Regions from separate parts of the Homo sapiens genome. Here region 2 is linked to region 1. Evidence: chromatin contacts called from ENCODE Hi-C or POLR2A ChIA-PET data. All regions are on one chromosome and are shown on one strand. Each heading gives the region's core, a stretch centred on a gene start or an enhancer-like site at or near the end of the contact. The rest is flanking DNA. Distances are from core to core; before and after follow the strand shown.

What was found. A loop is a pair of places that touch in the nucleus more often than their neighbours do. ChIA-PET counts read pairs that join two places held with the same protein, here RNA polymerase II (POLR2A). Pooled maps may share reads with other maps.
Region 2: a map of ascending aorta shows a loop between it and region 1 (9-fold over the local background). The contact joins the promoter of NTF3 here to the promoter of CCND2 in region 1. A Hi-C loop is called at or near these places in 1 of 168 maps with a recorded cell type or tissue (ascending aorta) and 3 of 50 pooled maps. POLR2A ChIA-PET finds 5 or more read pairs at or near these places in 1 of 52 experiments (PC-9).

Annotation. Positions count from the first base shown.
Region 1 is chr12:4,271,397-4,275,459 of GRCh38, reverse strand. CCND2 (cyclin D2) reads right to left here and starts at 1,698. Exons shown (of 5, transcript NM_001759.4): 1 at 1,225-1,698. The coding sequence starts at 1,419. The region is part of intron 1 of CCND2-AS1 (CCND2 antisense RNA 1); the gene reads left to right. RefSeq lists silencers at 1,768-1,857, 2,388-2,507, 3,288-3,407, 3,392-3,583.
Region 2 is chr12:5,429,744-5,433,806 of GRCh38, reverse strand. NTF3 (neurotrophin 3) reads right to left here and starts at 1,699. Exons shown (of 2, transcript NM_001102654.2): 1 at 1,465-1,699. The coding sequence starts at 1,482. RefSeq lists an enhancer at 357-882.

The sequences.
Region 1 (4,063 bases), core at 449-2,948:
GAGGAGGAAGAGCGCCGCAGCCTCGGCAGCTGGAGTCGGAGCAGGGGGGGATGGTTTCAAAAAATAATTAAAAATCGAGGAAATATCCTAGAAAAGCCCTTTTGGCGTGAAAACCCCAAAGAAGAGCCAGGCTTCCCGAAACAGAGGTTTCGGGTGCCAGAAAGGTCTGTATTCCGACCCCTGGGGCTTTGGATCCCGGGAGGAAACTTGAAGGGGTGAGCGCCGCGGCGGGAGTGTCCGGCTGCGGCCCACAAGGACAGAAACTAGGGAACGCGGTGACGAGCGAGGGGAAAGACGGGAGCAGAGAGCCCTGGAAAGAGGCACGGGGGGCTCCCACCTCTCCTTCAGGGGTGACCCGGTATCCCCCCTACACACACCCCCTCCCCCCCTTCCTACCCCACCCAAATCTCCGCACCGAGGAAGCTGGAAAACCAAACTGTAAGTAATCTTCGTGAGGTGGGGGGTGGGGGAGAGGGCACGATTAGAAGTGGGGTGGCCGGGATAATGGGGTGCGAGGGTAAGCGGGCGACGTTTCCCAGCCTTTCCAAAGGGAGTTTGCAAAGCAACATGGCGAAACCACGGCAGGTCCAGAGCTGTGCATACGTGGGCACACGGCTCGCTGGGCAAAGACTTGGAGTGAGGGGCAAGAAGCGGTTCTTTTGGGTTCCCCTGAAACACGCGTTTCTTCAATGGGACTTCCGGGGCTCCCGAATTCCCCGTTTCTCTCCTTCTCCCTCCTCCCTCCACCTCCCCGGTGAAGTGCCAGCGCGGAGTCGCGACCACAGGCGGGGACCTGAGGCCAAGACGAATTTGCTCTGGCCTTTTGGGGGGGGTTGCCTTTCTACTCGGGGTCCCGATTTCAGGCCCCGACTCTCTTCCTGGCCGCAGCGCAAGCAGCCGCGGCGGCTTCGCAAAAGACAGGTCGCGAGGGGGGTGGGAAGAAGAGGCAGCCACATGCAGGAACACGCGCGCGGGATGCTCCCCTACCCCCGCCCAGGACAGCCTCGCTTCTCCCAGATTTTCCTCCCCCCTCTGCCTCCCCAGTTTATCTGGAGAGGAACAGAAATAAAGCCACGCGTCTCGCCAGAAGGCGCGCGGTAAACTCCCGCACAGGAGCCGGGAGGCCGGCGCGGGGATTGCCCTCTCCCAGGTTTAGGGCTCCGGCCGGGGACCCGAGCATCCGGAGGGGTCCTGGCTCCTGGCGAGCGCCACCCCCCGACCTACCTCCAGCATCCAGGTGGCCACCATTCTGCGCATGTAGGGTTGGATGTCCTTCTGCACGCACTTGAAGTAGGAGCACTGCGGAAGGTAGCGCTCCTCGATGGTGAGCAGGTTCTGCAGGACGCGGTCGTCTCGGAGCAGGTTGCGGTCCCGCACGGCCCTGCGGACCGGGTCCACCTCGTGGCACAGCAGCTCCATGGCCAGCCCGGCGGCCCCTCTCCCTCCTGCTTTCCCCGGCCTGGAAAAAGGTTTTTCTGTTTTTGTTTTTTGGAAGGGGAGGGGAGAGCGTTCCCCTGACCTCCTTCCTTTGGCTAAATAGGGGGTTTTCGGGGGAGAGGTGAGGGCAGAGAGAGAAGGTGGAGCAGAAGGGAGGCGAGGATTGGGTGGTGGGCGAGCAGAGCCTCGGGGCTGCCTCACTCGCACCGGTCCTCCCCTTAAAACTGGTCTCGCTCTCCCCTGCTCGCTCTTCTCCGCTCTGAAGCGGTGACGCAAGCTGGCTGGGCAGTTAGCTCTCCTCCCTCTCCCCGCGCTCCCCGCTCTGGTTCCTCCTCCCCTTTCCTCCCCTCCCGGTCCTCCCCTCCTCCTTTCAATCTCTCCCTCCCTCCCTCCTTTTCCCCTCTCGTTATTAAGGAGAACAGCAGCTGGCCCGACCCAACTTCAAACGCGGTCCCCCGCCACCCCCCACCCCTCTCCCTCCATCCAGCCCTGCATGCCAGGGGCCCCGGACAGGGCAACCCACAAAAAACTACCGACTCCTATTTCTGCCCTCTAATTTCACTCATTCTGTAGGTGTAGCACGCCAAAATACGACCCTCCAACTTTGGCTTCTTCAAAACGGATCCTAATCCTCCTGCCCTTGTATTTAAGATCCAGGAATGTAGGGTAGATTATCTGAAGATGGGGTGACCTCAGACAATTTAGAAATAGGTCCCTTAAGTGAAAAATAAGGGAGGGGGTGATTTTAGAAAATAGCAACCTCGCATACCCAGAGATAAAGGTCATGTCCCTGAAGTCTGTGTTCCTGATAACTTCGAAGCTGTTTCGAAAGCCCCGATTAAAGGGACCAGAACAACGTCCCTTCTGCCCCCCCCTGCAGAGTGTGTGCAGAGGAAGAAGAGGGAGGGAGAGGTGGGTATTAGGAAGGAAGGGGGGTGCTTCTCTGGAGGGATAGAATGTGATCCTCGAGCAGAAACCATCGTGTTTCTGGGGGCTCTTCGGGCGCCGTGGGGCGACGCGGTGCAGCGTCTAGGGCCGCCGCAGGCCGGGGGCAGGGCTCCCAGCGGTTCCCCCGCGGCCAGCGGCCACGCAGGAAAAACCCGCTTCCTCGCCCCTGCATCTGCTGACAAGCCGCCCGAGGTGTCTGCGCTGAGCGTGGCCACACCGATGCAGCTTTCTAGGAAATGGCCCGGGAGGGGGAGGGGGCGAGTGAGGGATTAGGTCCGGCTCCCCCTCGCTCCCCCTGCGCAAACACCACCACCCCTTCCTTTCCCCGGAGGCATGAGGCCTCCACGCTCGGTCCTTCGCCCGCATCCTCGCCGACCCCTCCGGTTTCGCGCCTCACTCGCCAGGCTTTCTCCCTGGGAGCCGACTGCGGTGAAGTCGCCGCCAGCACGGTCGGCCCTGACACGTGCTCTAACGCATGCTTGAGTCAAGGCTGTCTTTACAGGAGATACGATCTGGTGGCGTTTCTTCACCTCCTTCCTCCCGTCACCCCCCACCCCCACCGCGCCCTTTGGTGTATTTCACTCCAGGAGGAAGGGGAGAGACCAGCGCCCTGATGTGCTGGCCAAGCTGGCACGTGCAGCGGGCATGGCGTGGCTCGAGCTCTCTGGGCACACCGAGGCCGACTGAGTGCCTCCCTCACCGAGAGAGGGGGCCCGGGCAGGGGCGCGGAGAGCCAGCAAGGCGGGGTGGGGCGCGGGCTGGGTGAGCCGTACACTAGGTTCCCTGCAAGGCGGAGGAGGGGAGCGAATAAACTAGAGGTGCAAGCGATTAACTCAGGCCCCGGAGCCAGCCTCTTTAAACGAGGGTGGGGCGGAAGGGGTGGTGGGGGGGAAAGGAGGGGATATCGCTTTAAAAGGGTGAGGAAGAGTTTGGGGCGCCGTCTCCCCTCCCTCTATTTGCATAGCCAATAGCTCTGGGGCTCCTGCTACTGCGCGCTGATTGTTACCGGGCAGATTACTTTTTTTTTTTTTTTTTTTTTTTTTTTTTAGTAGGACGCGTTCCCCACTACATCAAAAGGAAGCCAAGGGAGGGCGGAGGGAGAGCGGGCGCTGGGGCGGGCGAAAGCTGGGGAGAGGCCCGGCCGCCTCCGACCTTATCAATAGCAGCGGGAATGAGTATCCCATCTCCTATATGTAAAGAAAGGGGAGGGAAGGGGCGGGCGAGGAAAATGTCTAATTGCTGTGGAAGCCATTAGCTTTCAGGAAGAAAAAAAGCTCGCTGAAAAACCCAAGTTGCAAACTCAAAATGAAACAGTCCAGCGCCGCGGATGACACCCGGGCCGAATACCGTGTACACCCGCACACAGTCGGCCCCGAACAATCACCTATTGGTTTTAGTCACGTTGGGCTTCCCGACTTAAGCTTTTGAGTCACCCCGGATAAGGACATTCACTTACATTTTAAGACCCCCATAAGGGAATTACTCCAATTTCACCTAAGCCACCTTTGAGCGGATCAAAGAAAGTTGCAGCGGGGAGAGGCGAGAGAAGGAGGGAGGGCGGGAGGTATTTTTAAAGTATAAATCTAACCCGACAGGCAAGGGACAGAGGCCGCCGGGGCTCCCAGCCTCTGGACATCACTTGATATAGCTCTGCGAGCAAGGTCTCTTCCACCCCGAC
Region 2 (4,063 bases), core at 450-2,949, 1.2 Mb before region 1:
GCACAGTCTCCCGAGCTCTCTAGCTCTGAGCCCGGCGCTCCCGGGAGCAACCTCCATTCGGACTCAGAACCTGCCGCCCGCCGCCAGAGGCCGAGGCCAGACGATCTTTTCGGTGTTTCCCCCACCGGCAATCCCACCCCAGCCTCGATTCCAGCAAAAGGGATCCTTTCTAGTCCACAGCCCCGACACCGTCGGACGCAAGGGTCTCAGTGCCGTGCATCTGAAGCGCAGACGACGAATGAACGCAGCAGCCAAACTCCCGCAAAGAAGCAGCGCCTCCTGGACGCGCACCCACTCCCGCGGAGAGCAACAAGCAGAATCCTACTCCCCCATCCCATGCCCTCGGCCCTCGCCCCTCCTGTCCCTAACCTTCAACTCCCAAGCGTCCCAAATTTCATCAGGAGCATCCACCACTGAGTAAAGCTCTGGGGCAATGGGACAGTTCGGTCCGTCGTGGGACCTTTAAACTCCGACCTGGCTGGCTGCGCGGGTGCCCAGGTCTCCCGGCCTCCCACGCCACCGCTCAAAGTCCGAGAACAGGCTGGACGATACCGCAAGGAGATCCCCTGGGATGGCCGGGCCCGGGTGCCCGCCGCTCCCCGGAGGGGTCCCAGATGTGCGGGCTGCGTACGGAGCTCCAACATCTGCGCAAAGGCCCAGGGTGGGGTGGCCACCGGGTGGGCGCTGGCCAAGAGGAGCCCGGGGCGCGAGGTCTTTTCTGAAAAAACCCTTTCGGGGAACTCCAACGCAGGTACGCGGCGCGTGGCAGTGAGTCCCAACTCCCAAAACTGGAACGCGAGGTTCCGGGTCCTGAGCTGCGCGTCCCCTCCCCCCAGCCCACGCCCGGGCCAGAGTGGTGCTGGGGCGAGCTGAGAATCAGGCTCAGCGGCCGGCAGAGTGCAGGGCGTGTGCAGGGGAGCTGCCGCGGCACCTCCCCGCCCGGAGTTCTGTCTGCCACCCCCTTTTGTTATAGGATGCGCTAGGAGCTTTCTCGGAGGAGCAGGCGGGTCGGTTGGGAGTGGTGGGTGGTTGATTCTGTTGAATCTCTTTCCTGCTCTTTCGTCGTCCCCATTTCCCCTCTTCTGCCCCCACCCTTTCCAATCCAGGTCCCTTAAACCTGATCACTTTCCCAGATTGAGGGAAGCTTCTTGGGCAGCCGAGGGACAAGAGGGGAGGAGGTGGAGAAGGGTGTCCGTGTCTGTGTGTGTGTGTGTGTGTGTGTGTGTGTGTGTGTGTGTGTGTGTGTGTGTAGCGGGGTGGCTGCGGTTGCGCTTCGGCCTGAGCAGATCCCAGCGCAAACTTTGGGGAAGACACAAGCCCGGGAAAGTGAGTGAGCGCGGCGCGATGGGGGTGGGGCGGGATGCGGATCTGGGGCCCCCCGCACCAGTCCACTGGAAAATCCCTCCCCACGTGGACCCCCATCCCCAAACCTGCCCACCCAAGGTGCCCGCCGCCTCCCCTTACCGTGGCAAAAGTAACCATGGCATCCGTGTGGCCGTTTCCAGGGACGTCGACATGAAGAGAAAGGTGGACGCGAGCTCGGTCATTCAAAGTCTCCCCCACCCCGCCGCAGCCACTACCCAGCAGGGGAAAAAGGAGAGGAAGAAAGAAAGGAGAGAGAAGAAAGTAGTTGCGCCGGGCTGCGTCGCGGGGCGGTGCGCGGAGCTGTTCGGAAGGGAGAGGAGCTTCAACTCTGAGTCCCGTGAACAGAATCTGCGCGGTTATAACCAGCCAACCCGGCCAGATGGCTCCGCGCTCAGCGCCTTAACCCCTTCCGCGCCGCGCCGCCCTCCCCCGCCGGCCCGCGCCGCGCCGCGCGCGCCCGCGCCCCAGAGCCCCCCCCCCGCCCTCACTTCGGGACCCGTGGCGGGGAAGGGGTCATTTCTCCTGGCCCCTCTTGAAAAACAAAACCAAACCAAACAACAACAGCAACAAAAACTTCCAAATCTGTAGTATTCTTCAGTAACCCCCACCCTTGAGTTCCCTTTTAGAGATCCAGGAAAAAACGAAACGTTAAATGTATCGTAACAGGTTACATGTTAGTGTCTTCAGCCTTTCTTAGTGGTTCTTTTTCTTGAAATTTTTCTTTTTGATCTTTTTTCTTTCAAGATTTTCTTTACAAGGCATCAGGGCCTTTTCCTGCCTTTTTCCTCAGGAGGATCAGGTCTGAGGCGTAAACTCCTCCTCCAAACCTTAGACCCTTCCAGCTCCAGATCTCTCCCCACCCCCTACCAAGCCCACCCGCCACTCCTCCCCCCACCCCACAGCACGAACACGCCCAAGGACAATCGCTCCCCGGCGAACTCCCCGCTCCCGGGGACCCGCACCCAGGACGCTGTGTCGGCGGTCAAGGGAGGTCAAGGTAGAGGGGCGTGGGGGCGGGTGGTCCGAGGGACTAGGGAGGGGCTGTGTGTGCGCGCGCGTGTTTGCGGGAGCTTGAGTGTGGAAGGGAGAGGGAGATGGATCGCAGCCTCCCATTTCACCCATCCTCCAACTTCTAAACCCCTTCCTTCCAAACTAGGATGGGGCCCTGCAGCTAATCACTCGCCCAGCACCCACCAGTCTGCACGCGGGGACAGCGCGAGAAGCAGGAAAGGCGAGCAACAAACAAACCTGTTCGTGGCGCCCCGAAAGTAATGACGCTCACTTCCCCACCGGTGGATACATTCGAGGAGAGGATAGGGGGAGGGGGTCAAAATCTCTTATTTGGAGATAATTTTAGCTGCCCGTTAGACCTCACTTGCTCCGAGCCGTTCTCTCTAAATTTACCAAGTTAAGTCATCTTGATTTCGCCCATTTGCCATCGAGAGAAGGGGGAAAAATACCACTTAGTGATCAACGAGAAATCGAGAGCCCGGAAGCAGAGTTTTGCCCACTTGCCCGCTTCCCGAGTCCTTGCGTGGTGGACCTCCGCTCCAAGCCCCTCATCCCTTCCTCCCTGCCACTTCAGCCGCTCCTCACATCATCTCCTGCCAGGACCTTTTGACTCACGCGCGACTGGGAAGGGCAGCGAGTATCCCGTTTCCTCCCTGCCCTGTCGTTCGAGGTGTCTAATAAGCAAGCCGTTCCGCGTTTCGGTTAGGGCCCAGGTTCAAAAAATCCAAATACCTTGAAATTGCTTGAGAATTTGGTTAAACATCGGAACTGCACCCACCAGTTCAGGACCAACCGGCCGCAGAGAGTAGCTGGGGGGTTGGATGGGGAGGTGGGAAGGGAGGGGGGAGTCTGGGGGCTGCGTACTAGATAGATTGTACCTGCCTCATCATTATCCTGGCTGATGGGGGTTGCCACATCGAAAACCGCCAGAAGCGCCCACCGAGGCCCAGGGGCGTCACCTCCTGCGGTCCCTCGCAAGGGTAGGGTAGTCCTTCAGTGGCTCCCCTCGTGCCAAAATATCGACGTCTTCCTCAGGGCCAGAAGAGGCTGCCGAGTCGTTCCCTCCACCCAGCCACACAGCACCATGAAGGTTTGGATTGGGCGTGCTCTGTCGGGTTCTGCTTTTCTCCCTCTCATCTGGCCCGCCTCCCTGCCCTCCCCCACTTCCCGCACTTGCCCCCCTCCTCCAGCTTCTCGCCCTGGTCAAAGGAGGGATTCAGGCCCCAGTTTCAGATCCACTGGCAGAGTTCTTTTCTCAAGCTCCAGGTCCTCTGGGAACCTGAAGATTGCAAGGAAAGAGGTGGTTGGCTCCTGCTGCAGCAGGGAAGGGGTTAAATACATGTGCGGGCTGATCTGCAGGCAGCTCCCAGGTCCCTGGCAGTCTGGAGGGAGGAGGGGAAGGGGGGCAAACAAACTTGAAAAATCAGAAGAAAGGAAGGAGAAGAAAAGGCAGCAAGCAGTGCGTTTAGGACTTGGATTTGTTCTGCAGATGCCTTGCACTGGCTGGCCGCGTCATTTTGCCGGGACTTTCGGGGATCCCAGAGTTTGTCTTATTTCCAACTCCAAGGGGTTTTGTCCTAAGCTGGTGGGTCTGTCTTTGCTTGCAATCAACAGGCCTTGTAATATGAGAGGTGACACCTTAATCTTGCCAAATATGTGCTGTGTCTTTGTGGAGAGAGGGGAGGAG